Linked DNA regions of Homo sapiens: region 1 is linked to region 2. A link is a contact called in ENCODE Hi-C or POLR2A ChIA-PET data. All regions are on one chromosome and are shown on one strand. Each heading gives the region's core, a stretch centred on a gene start or an enhancer-like site at or near the end of the contact. The rest is flanking DNA. Distances are from core to core; before and after follow the strand shown.

Region 1 (6,826 bases), core at 3,759-6,258, 260 kb after region 2:
TGAGTGACTGTATTAGACTTTTATAAGGACAACAGTAACTGATCTTAGAATCTCACCACAAAAAATACCTAGTTATCAATTCATCATCCTCAAATCTCCATTTTGTTTCTATGGTATTCAATTATACACCTCAACACATCAACATTTTCAAAATGCAATACAAAGTCACAGGGTCAAAAAAACTGATTTCTATTTAATGTATTTCACTTCAAATAATAAATAAAAGATCCTGGAAATACTTATTAACCTCCAAATAATACAAACAAAAATATGTTACAATACACCTGAAAAGATTTGTTAATGTATTATGCATGTTCATTTTCATGCTGATTAAAAAAAAGGCAAATAGCAAAAAAGATCTGACATGACAAGCATCAAATATGCATTCTAAGAGGAAACCATTGTAAAGAGGTTTGAAATTTGAAACTATAAAATAGGATAAGCAGTATGTAAAGTCTGTCAAAGCCATACTGTGCTTTGAAATCAACAAGAAGTCAAAGCTAATTTCTAGCCTCACAGGACAAGATATTTGCATGAAATATTTTCAATTAGAATTATCAACCAAAGATAATTTAATGACTTTTTTCCTTCAAGTTAACTGACAAATATGATTTTAAAAATCTGAGGCTAACACTTAAACTTGTGCTTTAAAACAAAAGTACACTGCTAGTAAATTGAGACTTCTTTATAAGTTAAAAAGAAGTCTAACCCACTAAAACAGATCTTTTCCTATTAGAGTACGCCTACTTCAATAAGAAAGCCTGCTTAATGGCATTCACTTCCTTTCAAAGGTCTCAACTGCAATTGAATAATATTTTTATTTTAGAGAACTTAAAATATAAATGAAATCAGGAAAGACATAAACTGAGAGGCAAGGCTTTGCATTATAACAGTAAAACCCAATATTCTTCAATATTTATAAAAGTTATATAATTGCAACATACAAAAATAGTTGTAAAAACATAACTAAAACTTGCTTACTTTTCAAATAGAACATAAAACCAATCAAAAAATTGTTCCTTTCACTCTTATCCATGATTTATTTCACACCACATGCCAAATTTACTTTATCCCCAAGAATCTTTCAAATAAAAGATCTTTATTGCCAAAATCTTTTATTAAGGCAAATCTTAACATTTACTGACATTCAGACACCAGTCAAATCCTAGTGACTGATCGTTAGAGCACCTAAGAGATTCACTCAGTTTCTTTGCACCTCCCAAAAGGAATTAGCAAAGTTTTGAGACACAAATATAACCTGAGATAAAAACAACTGACAAGAGCAACTCAAACACTGCTACGTATATACAGTTGGTACTATTTTCTTCATAGCTAGTATGTACCTTAATCTTAGTTTTAATTCAAATACTGAAATGCTTTTAATATTAAGTATTATTAAGTGCAAGTACATTAAATACTTAATATTTATTTCACATTGGTAGATTATTATGCTTTATATAGTTTATGTAATTAAAATGTTCATATAAGGAAAATACATAAAATTTACTCACAATAAATTACAATCATAATTTAAAGTTTTTATCATTTTAATCATAGAGTATCTAAATCTTCAGCCATTAGTACACAGACACTACAGATATAACTAGAATATTGCATCATGAATAAGGTGCGAATAGTGGACTAACAACGTAGCTGAAATAACTATGGTGTGGAGGAGCACTCTAATATACTGGGTAGTTGTAAGAACACTGAAGCCTAGGTTTCATGAAGGATAAAAATCCTGGAAACTTTAAAAGCATTATTTTAAATAAATTTTTTCACCATCTGTTCACATAATTTTAACTACAAGCAGAATATAACTTAATTATATTGGTCAAAAACAGGATAAAGTGATATAAATGTGAATCTCTTCCTGACACAATGTGGTCTACATCACTGAATTTTCTCTCCACTGTTTCATATAAAAAAAAATTTCCCCTTTACATTGTGTAAAGTATGTGAAATCACTTAAAATAAGGAATTACTAAAAGTAATTTTGTTATAGGTGTTATTTGGAACAAAAGAATTACTTCATTGAAAGGACTATACTAAAAATATTTCTCAATTAAATATATCTCAGAAAATAACACCTACACATAAAATACGCTTATCAATCAACATAATTATAACTAAAACAAGGAAATTTTCTATGGTCATTACTAACAACATCTGACCTCAAATGAGGACATATTCCAATCAATAACACAAACAAACAAACATGGCACCTGAATGTGTGACTATAGTTTTGTGCCTCGTGAATATGCTGGGGCATTTTAAGAACATAAATAATCCACCTGTGGTTCTCACCCTTTTGACTATCCCATTCACATGAGTGATACCCCATCATCAGTAACATTTTTCATTCCCTGCAGCCATTCCCAACTAGGAGAAGTGGAGGGTCACAGTGATATGAGGCCACTTTCTCCCTAGCTTTTATTTTGTGTAGTAAATGATGCAAAAAGAAAGAACAAAGGCATAGAAATAGGAAAGAATACAGAGTGTTAATAGAACCACAAATATTCCACTGGGATTAGAATTTAGTGTGTGTGGCTGGGCACGGTTGCCCATGCCTGTAATCCCAGCACTTTGGGAGGCTGAGGTGGGTGGATCGCTTGAGCCCAGGAGGTCGAGACCAGCCTGGGCAACATGGAGAAACCCCTCTCTATTAAAAATACAAAAAATTAGCCAAGCATGGTAGTGCATGCCTATAGTCCCAGCTACCCAGGAGGCTGAGGTGGGAGGATCACCTGAGACTTGGAGGTCGAAGCTGCAGAGAGCTGGGATCATGCCACTGCATTCCAGCTTGGGTGACAGAGCAAGACTCTGTCTCAAAAAAAAGAAAGAAAGAAAGAAAGAAAGAACACAAGGTGGGTAGGGTTAAGACAAGGTAGGTTTGGGCAAGCTAGCCTGAGTTTACTGAACTCAAATGGCAGTGGGCCATCAGGACAGGTGAATTTAATATCCATCTGGCAGTTGTATAGAAGGACTTGGGGTTGGGAAAGCATTGGTCAGAGGATGACCAATGGCAATGGTCTATGCAGGTAATGAAGAGCTAATCTAGAATAGTGGCAGTAGGGAAAGAAGAAACAGACATGAGAAATAACGCACAGAACATATAGGAGTTGGTAACTATCTAAACATACAGAATGACAGAGTAGTCAGAGATAATTCTGGGGCTTCAGATCTGGGAGAATGAAAAGAATGCTGGTGACAAATGGTAGAGCATGTCTTTTGATTGTATTAGGTTTGGAAAACCAGTAGCCTCAGAGAGGTCTAAAAATTTGGTATGAATTTGGGAAGAAAAGCTGAAACTTAATGTAAAGACTGAAAGATGTTACCATGGAAGTAATTAATATAAATGTTTTAGCTGAAGCTATAGGAGTGAATGAGGTCTCACAACAGGAAAAATTTAGAGGGAAAAAAGAAGATTAAAGAAAAATTCATTCACATCAATTAATATCTCAAAAGACTAATGTGTACTAAGTACTAATTTGGGGTCAACATTCACACTTGGGTGTCAGAGGCGTGTAAAAAGTGAAGCAACCAAAAGAATGAAAGGTCAAAAAAGTAAGAACAAAAGGGATGCAGAGACTTTTAAGTAGTAGGGGAATAGTCATAAAAAAAGATCAAGATTAAGAGAAGGCTACTGGGTTTGGGGAAGGATCATAGCTGCCTTTTCAGAGAGCAGTATGTGTAGGATAGAGTTGGAAATAACTGGGTTAAGAAGTACAAGATGGAGGATATGTAGAATATTTTTCTAAACTCACTCTCACTCATGTACACACACTCTGTTTTTTTCACTCCATGCTCCCTCTCTCTCTCTTTAAATGCTGAAAAAACCTGAATGCCACAGTTGGCAGAAAAGGAATGAATGGAGAAAGAGATTAAAGGTGCAAAGGAGACAGATGATTATTAACAAAACAAGACCAAAAGGAAGTAGGAGTTACCCTTGGGGAAGTGGATGCGAGTCTTACACAGAGCTGCGTTCAAAGGAAAAGTAGGGTAAATGGAGATTGTGAGTTAGAGAGCAGAAACACTGACCGTGGATGGCAGCTGTCTTCTAAGGAAAGTGGCTAAGCTCAGAGGCTGTAGGTAAGGGAACAGAATTAAATGTTGCCTTACAACTTGAATAGTGTAAAAAGAGTGAAAAAAAAAGAGCAGGATACTTAAGAGTTACCAAAAAATTTAGGTTACTTTTAGCATTTGATGTTCTCCAATACTGTTGATCTTTTATGGAATTTTTAAAAATGTTAAAACTGTTGTTTTATAGTTACATAGTGTGTTACATTGATCTTTCATATTTTATTTTTAACATAACACTTGAAAGAAGTAAGGTAGGTACTAGCATGTCTGCTTTACAGATGAGGAAACTGAAACAAAGATATTCTCTCCCAACAAGTAGAACACTATGCTTATCTCATAGGACTACCATAAAAATTAACTGTTTTGAAAGCCATATATTCAAGGTAACTCCTAGGTCGCATTTTCATGCTCAGTGCCCTCAAAACACATTGTCTGGATGAAAAAAAAGAAAAGAAAGAGTAAAAATATAGATTTAGTTAGGCTGCAGATATAAGGCATATGAATTTTCAGCACTAACATATTGTCATGCTAAATTAAAGTAAAGTACCCACCATCTGCCTTCATTACTCATAATTTAGGGCAGAAGCCACAACACTTGGTGCAAGGAGGACTTTTCCACAATTATAGTCACCTATTATTAGAAAATAGGTATATTCTGTAATTGCATGGTATACACCAAATCATTCAGAAAGAAACAGAAATAAATAAGTAGTTATGGTAGCTCCAAGGTGGAGAGTACTTATTCCAGTTGCTAAACTAAAGCAAAAAACTCCACAGTCCTGTATGCCTATTATAGATGGGAAAAGGCATTCTAATATAAAGAAAATAAGCCACCTAAGGGAAACACATGAACACAAAACTATCAACAATGTGAGCGAAACCCGAATTTCTCAAAGGCCTTGGTTCACTGCAATAGTTTGAGGTTTTTTATACTGACGTTCTATAGGAAAATATTTTTAACTATCAAGAGATTTAATCTGATCACTGAAAGTCTTTGACAAAGAAGAAACAAACAGAATCACTGACCTGGAGTGCCCCTGTGGTTTTTATCTTCTTTTGTTTTTTTCAGGGGGAGGAAGGGGTACAACACAACATGATGTTCAACCACTGTGGCTTTTTAATGGGATCCTAAAGCTCTGCTTCTAATACTACAGAGGCACTGAAGTCTATAATTTTTCAACTGTTACAAAATTTCCTAAGAATAACTTCTACCACTTGACACTCACTGATTTCTTGTTCTGTCATTTTTAAAAAATACTTCTTACTCTGGGTTGTATTTACTGTCGATTTGTAACTCTCTTTATTTTCAATAACATTTTAAACTTTCTGGTAATTTGATGTAAGTATGAAATGAGAGTACATCAGACTCACTAAGTGATAAGTTTTTATATGAGGCCAGATTAATAAACCATAAAATCTCTTAAGATTTTATGTGAATTTTTTAAAAATAAAAATCTCAGGTTATTTTATATACAGACACAAGTTTTAAATATAAATTCAAGTTTAAGATAGGTTTTAATATATGCAAGAAAATGTGAAATAAGGCAAGACAAATACTAGCCAATTTTTAAAACATTCTTTAACAATAAATCTCTGGATGGGGGAGGGCAATTGTCTACTTCAATAAATTAATTTTCATCCTTGCCTACTCAGATAACATATTGAAGAGATTCCAGTTAACAGAACAAATAAACGAAAACAATATTGGATTAAGAAGAAATTGAACTGAATCAAAGGCAGAGTTTGGCCATATTTTCAACAAACAGAATAACACAGTTGTATATAAAAATACTATACTTGAAGTCTAGCATGAACATGGTCCAGTTATAGGAAGGGGGTGATTATTAAAGACCAAAAAGATAATTATCGTTAGGTCTGAATTCTATATTTTTATTCTTTTAACTAGACTTGAAATCAGATAGAATACATTTTATATTAATAACTATATTTTTGCAATTTATACTTTATTTTTTTCCTGCTAAGCAGGCAAAATTCAGTGTTAAAAATGTTATTACCAAAAAGCATTATTATTTTATTATATAAGTGGTTCCATTTGTTTTTAAATAAATGGCTACGCAAATTCTTACTAACTAAAGAATGTATACTCTTTAATTGAAGCCTTAAAACACACTCTATTATGCAAAATGCCCAATATTTTTAAAAAGTGAATAGTCTCAATTTCTTATGATGTATGTACACTTATAATTCTTTGCTCAATACTATTTTTGTGACTTCCTTTCACTTCCCCTTCAGCAAAACCCCCCCCTTGTCACAACCTAGCCAAGAACAAAAAAGGTCATATGCGTAAGAGTTCCTTGATTTCAGTGGCAAGGGATGAGATTTTTTAAAGTTTCTAGCATTTCTGCAGAGTTGGGTTATAAGGGAAAGGCTTATCTAGAAAAAATAAAATCACAGGAGTAGATGAGGATGGTGTTGTCTATTTTAGTTGCTATAAGAATATTTACCTTCAATTACAACAAATGTATAATCTCTTACCTTAGTGACTCTTCTGGATTCAGATTCACTTTCAGGTTCTGACTCTGATTCAGAATCGGAAGAACTGTCTTCTATTGAACTAGATTCGTCATTTGAAGAATCTGAAGTTTTAGATTTTTCATTTTCCTTCTCCCCATCTTCAGAATCACTACACATAATAGTAAATTTTGAAATATGAACTTTAACTCCTTTATATAAGCAGTTTATAAAAAAATTGTTTTTAAATTCCAGAATACATTAATGAGGT
Region 2 (6,154 bases), core at 1,074-3,573:
AACAGAGCTTGGACAGGTCACCCACGGACGTTTTGACAAATCGAGAGATGGGTCCGCAGCTCTGCTCCATGTCTACCTGCCCGGGACACCAGGAATTTGCTTTGAATGAAACCAGGTGAGGTTGGAAATAAAATATTTGGACGGGTTTACTAGGAGGGGTGGTGCGCCTGCAGACCTGCGGGTGTCTGAGATTCGCTTCTCAAGAAGCAACTCTGGCCCAGCCGTAAGGCCTCATAAGGCCTCGGGCTCGCGGGCCCGGCCTGAGGCAATGTGGCCCTTATCTGTGTGCTCCCTGGTATAAAAACGCCCGGGCCTTGTCTCCTCCCGCCCAGCCGACGCCAGGCGCGCAGTCAGCCCCGCATCCGTCATTTTCCCTCATTGACTTAGCCCAAGAGCTTCCTCCGAGCTCCCAGACTATCTGTCCCTTAAAGGTTACACGCTGCCGTGCCTCGCTTTGTCTTCCTCGTGCCCTTTCCTGGCAAAAATGGAGACATCACATCCTTGCCCAGCCCCAGCTCAGTATTTATGAAGGTTTTCTGACAAATAGGCAGGCTGGCCACGCATGGGTGACTGCCTTCATTCCGCACTTGGCTTGTTTACATAGGACCAGCACCATTTCCACGGATTAAACAAATCACAGGGAGAAGGAGACATTTATAACCCGCCAACGAGGCCACAGGCAGTTGGAAAAAAATGTGCTAGTGAGTGTGTTGCGCGACTGTGCAAAGTGAAAATGAATGCCCTCTCTGCAAGGCTGACCTTCGGGAGAGGGTGATCCCGGCAGCCCGTGTGTTTGCCGCACGCGAGGGACATGCGTGCAGAGGGGCCGCGTGGATTCGCGTGTCAGGGAGGGTTTAGACTACTGGTTAGAGTGCCATTCAATTACTCGGAGTTGGACCTCTCCCGAGGACACACACAAAGGCCAGGGAGCGCGAGTGCGCGTTCCCTCTCCCAGAGTGTGTGTATGTGTGTGTCTATGTGTGACTGTGCCCGTGGGACACTGTGCGCGCGACCATCGCAGGACCCTCCATCCAGCAGTTAACCCTTGGCAGGCCGGCTCAGGAGAGAGGAACTCCGAGGGGGCGCGCTTCTGCTCTACTCCAGCAAGGCTTTTACAGGCCGGCGCGAGGTGCGGGCGGTCCCGTGCGCGCGCGCGCGTGTATGTGGGTGTGTGTCTGTGTGGTGGGTGTGTAAGAGGGACAATGTGTGTGCCTGCACGTGGCGTGTGCGCGTGTGATCAAGTGTCTATGTGGCGTGTGCGTGTGTGGTGTGGGTGTGCGCGGCGTGCATGTGTGCGTGTGTGCACGCGCGAGAAGTGCGTGTGTAGGCGCGTGTGCAAGTGCGCGCGCGTGTGTTTACACTTCCAGAAGTCAAATCCTTTCTAGGACTCCCCCTTGCTTCACCCGGAAGTGTTCGGTGACCCCTCCACCCAATTAATGAAAACAAAGCAAAGGGCCCGAGCGGGCCTCCGACAGCCCGGGGCTTGCGGAGCTGGACGCCGACAGGGCGTCAGCCCGGTCGCTCGCGGCGCGGAGGCTGCTGCGGTTCGGAGCTGGGGTTCTGCACTCTCGCTCCCGGCTCCCGGCTCCCGGCTCCCCGCCACCCGCAGCCTCCTCGCGCCGCCGCCGCGGGCACCGCCGGGGCTTCAGTGACACCAGGCACCCGCCCCGGGCCGCGGGAGGAGGAAATTCCCTGCAAAATAGCAATGGTTCCGAGAAAAGGATCACAACAAAATATTGAATAAATTCCCTTTTAATTTATTTGATCATTCCACATTACGGGGCTATGAATTGCTCAAATTTGATAACAAGTACTCAATTCAACTCATTATGTAAGTTAAATTAGACTTCGATAAAATTTCAGTGGCGCGCAGTGGTTCCTCGAATGAAATGTAATTTGTGCAAGAATTTGTTGTATCTGTCACAAATATTTCCAATTAGCGACCGTAATTATTTGATAGTTTCTGCAATTATGGCTTAAACGGGTGAATTTGGGACTGTGGAGGACCCTAATTGGCCTAAATTTGATATTTTGCATATTTGCATAATGAGGAAATTGGTAGAAAATTGTGTTCATTCATTTGTGAAAAATCCTATGAATTTTATGAATTTGAAAGCTCTGTTTGTGCAGACTGTGACTTTGCCTGCTGATCCCTGAGGAGCTGACGCTGAACGCCTGAATGGGCAGCGCGCCAACTTCGCTGCTCCAGGAGGGGGGTGGGGAGGGAGAGGAGGAGGAGGAGGATGAGGAGAGAGGGGAGGTGGAAGGCTGTGGTAACGGTGGGCGGAGGCGGGACCATGGCGCATGCTCCGCGACGTCCCGGGCCGCGGGCGGAATCCCCCGGCTAACCTCCTTGGGGGTGAGACTGGGTGGGATGGGGGTCGGTGGGGGAAGTTGCATGGGGTGTTATACCCGCCCGGTTACAGGCCGCTGCCCTGTAGCATAACTGCGCGCGCGCGAGCGCACACACACACACACACACACACACACACACTTGCTCTCAATGAGAAATGTACCCAATCTGCTAGGTGGAAGGGGTAATTGTGGAGGGGTGAGGTCTTGAGATGATGGTAACTCTGCACTTGTTTAAGTTAAATTGCCAAAGCTTCTCCTCTCAGTAAAAATGTTTGATCTATGGCGCTGTCAATTTAAAGTGTTTAAAGAGAAGCAAAAGCATAGATTTTAAGCTGCTTTGCCCAGCACCCATTCATCATGCATCAGAGATTTTAAAGTTTCATGGTTGCTGTGGTTTAACATCTCAACTCTCTGACACAAGAATCTAGATGGAGGAAATAGCTCTGCAGTCAGAGGCTTATGACTAAAGGAGAAGGATCATGGCAAAAAATAAAATGCACAAAATACTCATTTCTGCCCATGCAAAGAAAGGGTGGTCTATTTTAAGGGGACAGGTTATGTTAATAATTATAAATAGAAGTGGAACCCACTTTTAACCAAAAATTACTGAAACAATGCCACCAATTTCTTTACAGGAGGGAGATGGGAGAAACTAGTTCAAAAGAAACCAAACAAAATCCCCAAACACTCCATCTCCTTTCTAATAAATAATGTTTTTCCCCAAGTATTTTGTTGCAGATATCCTGTATTTTCATCAAAACCCATCAAAAAAAGTCATCCTCTATGATTCTTGAATGTAACATTTTTAGATACTCCCTTAATTTCTATAGATCTTAGATGCATAAAACCAAGCAAAACAGACTCATAGTGAAGAACATGATAATATCTGGCTTTGCAGTTAAGTGCCCCGTAAAACTGCTCTGCTTGTGAACATTACTTTTGCTGGGAAAGACTTTCTTATCTACATGGAAGTGGGTAATGTGAGTGTCTAACAGGCTATAAATGCTTAAGTGCTTTGTTTCACAGTGCATTTTCAGTAAAGGTCAAAATAAATTCATCTTCCTTTAATGCAGTATTTATGTTTGTGCAAGGTTTGGAATAAAATCACCATTAAACTTCCATATGAAAAAACGAATAGGAAAATGGGAGCTGTGTCTTTGGTTCAGTCTTTTGTGGATGGAAAGGTATCATTTGAGGATGGAAACAAATAGAAGAAAACCAGTCAGTCACTTAAGACAGAATTTGAACAATGCAAAGATATTATTTTACTAATATTTAAAGTGAATTAAATAGGTGTTTTTCCATTTTAATTTAAATATTCTTGAGAACAGTAAAAGACAGATGACCACGGTGTCCAACGTTCGGAAAATAGGGGCAATAACATCCTTGCCCATATCACAGTATTTTGATAAAAGATCCAACAAGAATATTGGGTATTAAGTCTCCTACTATTATACTGTTGTTGGTGGCAGCATCATCATGATCACTATTGTTATAAGTAGCAGTAGTAGTATTATTGTGACATTAGTATTAAGATAACATGTAAAGAAGGATCTTGAGGGCAGAGTTGAAAATTAGCCCAGACCTCCTTCGATTACAGCATGAAAAGGAGCAGGTCATTCACATCTTTTTCTAGCTTGCACACATGATCAGTGATCACCATGAGTAGAATAATCTTCAAATACAAAGGATAATAGTTCATTCTCTTCTTCATTTAACAACACGTCATGTTAAATTTGGGGGATATAGATATTATTTATTTAACCTGTTCAAGAAGTCATGAAGCACCACTTAAGTGCTGAAATTTAAGGCCACCTCTAATCACTGGGGTGAATAAGGAACACAAAAGAAGATTAAATTGAAGATGCAGGATCTGCCTCAAGCTTAGGACCAGGACACAGTATTAATTTTTGCACCTTTTTTGTGAGTTCATTTTTAAAAAGAAACTTAAACAAAGAGGACTTTTGTGCAAGCATTAAGCTTTCAATGTTACCCTACACCTATTTTGGTTTTTCCTTTATATAAATATATCTGTAAGTTTTTTGTTGTGCTTATTATGAACAGGACAGTATTCCCACTGCAAAAGCTTTCTCAGAATGGTCTAAATCTGAGTTAATCACATGGTTAATCACATGACCTAAACCTCCACAGTAAAAACGTTGGTGAAAATCAAGATTGGGGGGAAAAAAAGAAAAAAACCTACCACTCCAGTTCCTTTAAATCAGAACATTGTTTTCTTGGCCAGGCATGATGGCTCACATCTGTAATCCCAGCACTTTGGGAGGCCGAGGTGGGCAGATCACTTGAGGTCAGGAGTTCAGGAGCAGCCTGGCCAACATGGCAAAAACCATCTCTACTAAAAATACAAAAATTAGCCGGGTGTGGTGGTGCACACCTGTAATTCCACCTACTCAGGAGGCTGAGGTGGGAAAATCGCTTGAGCCCAGGAGGCAGAGGTTGCAGTGAGATCGAGCCACTGCACTCCAACCTGGGCGACAGAGTGAGACTCTGTCTCAAAAAAAAAAAAAAGAAAAAAGAAAAAAAAAGAAAGAAAAAGAAAAAAATGTTGTTGTGGGGTTTTTGTGTGTGTGTGTTTCCTACCCCCACCTCCCACCCTCAACCCCCAGGAAACATTTGTCGCCATCATTGTATATAGCTCAAGACCAATTTGTAAGGTTTAGGGCTGGAAATATGATCGTTTACTAAGTATTGGATCTAATTAAATCCACAGAGAAGAAGATTCCGGTGGTTTGTGAGACTGCAGGAAATGGTTGTCCTCCCCAGGCCAGTCCCCACCCCAAGATCAAACATAGCCTTTCATTCCTGGAGAAAGTCAGATTCCCTGCAGTTTGTGGGCTTCCTCTCAGCAGAGGAGAAGCTTGTAGGAAACAAAGCCATAGCAATCCCTCTACAGGAACCCTTTCCTTGGTTCCTTACTCTGAACATTTTGGGCTGAAGCCTTCATGTGTGGGCTCCCCTTCTCATCTGTTTTTTTCAGAAAAATGTATGCTGAAAAAGTCTTCACACTACAAAAACTGCTGGAAAGTGATGAGATAACAAAACCTCCTAACTTGGGTTTATCCAGCAAAATTTTTTTAGGATTTTCATTTTAATAGGTTATTCTTATAGATTTTCTTGTATTGCCTCTCTTTCTGTCTCTCCTTTTCAATCACCAACTATTCCATCGAGGCCATCATCATTTTTCACTTGGATTATCACAGTAGTCTCCTAAACTATCTGCTCTGGCTCTAGTCTCTTGCCTAATCAGTTCATTCTGCCTGGGGCAGACGAGCTAATGTTAATATTACCCTGCTCTCATCAAATTCGTCTTGCATGCTAAATACACCAACATCTCACCCTTTCATAGAGAATAAAGTCCAAACTCTATGAACCTGTTTTCAAGTCTTTCAATAATCTGGCTCATCTTCATGTCCAAACTTATCTCCCACTGCTCACCCACTGAGCCCTGTATTCCAGCAAGATTTGTTTCAGAACACCCCCCTGCATACTTTAATCACAGTTTGCACCAGGAACACCCTCCTGTCTTGTTTGCCTGTTTCCTATAGGTTATTTAAGAGGTAGCCTATCCCCTTTATCATATAGGTGGGAATTGAACAATAAGAACACCTGGACACAGGAAGGGGAACATCACACACCGGGGCCTGTTGTGGGGTGGGGGGAGTGGTGCGGGATAGCATTAGGAGATATACCTAACGTAAATGACGAGTTAATGGGTGCAGCACACCAACATGGCACATGTATTCATATGTAACAAACCTTCACATTGTGCACATGTACC

What was found. Hi-C counts contacts between places; a loop is a spot of excess contacts on that map. ChIA-PET counts read pairs that join two places held with the same protein, here RNA polymerase II (POLR2A). Pooled maps may share reads with other maps.
Region 1: a map with no recorded cell type shows a loop between it and region 2 (3-fold over the local background). The contact joins two enhancer-like sites. A Hi-C loop is called at or near these places in 2 of 37 single-sample maps with no recorded cell type and 4 of 50 pooled maps. POLR2A ChIA-PET finds 5 or more read pairs at or near these places in 2 of 52 experiments (OCI-LY7 and activated T-cell).

Annotation. Positions count from the first base shown.
Region 1 is chr5:78,103,628-78,110,453 of GRCh38, forward strand. AP3B1 (adaptor related protein complex 3 subunit beta 1) reads right to left here. Exons shown (of 27, transcript NM_003664.5): 20 at 6,580-6,727. Among named protein-coding and RNA genes, the nearest start is that of AP3B1, 190 kb to the right of the region's middle. Within about 2 kb of position 5,009, at least 3 of the 41 ENCODE cell types and tissues checked have a DNase peak (open chromatin) inside an H3K27ac peak, as active enhancers do.
Region 2 is chr5:77,850,413-77,856,566 of GRCh38, forward strand. No RefSeq gene overlaps it. Among named protein-coding and RNA genes, the nearest start is that of TBCA, 77 kb to the left of the region's middle. RefSeq lists enhancers at 787-1,296, 1,297-1,804. Within about 2 kb of position 2,324, at least 5 of the 41 ENCODE cell types and tissues checked have a DNase peak (open chromatin) inside an H3K27ac peak, as active enhancers do.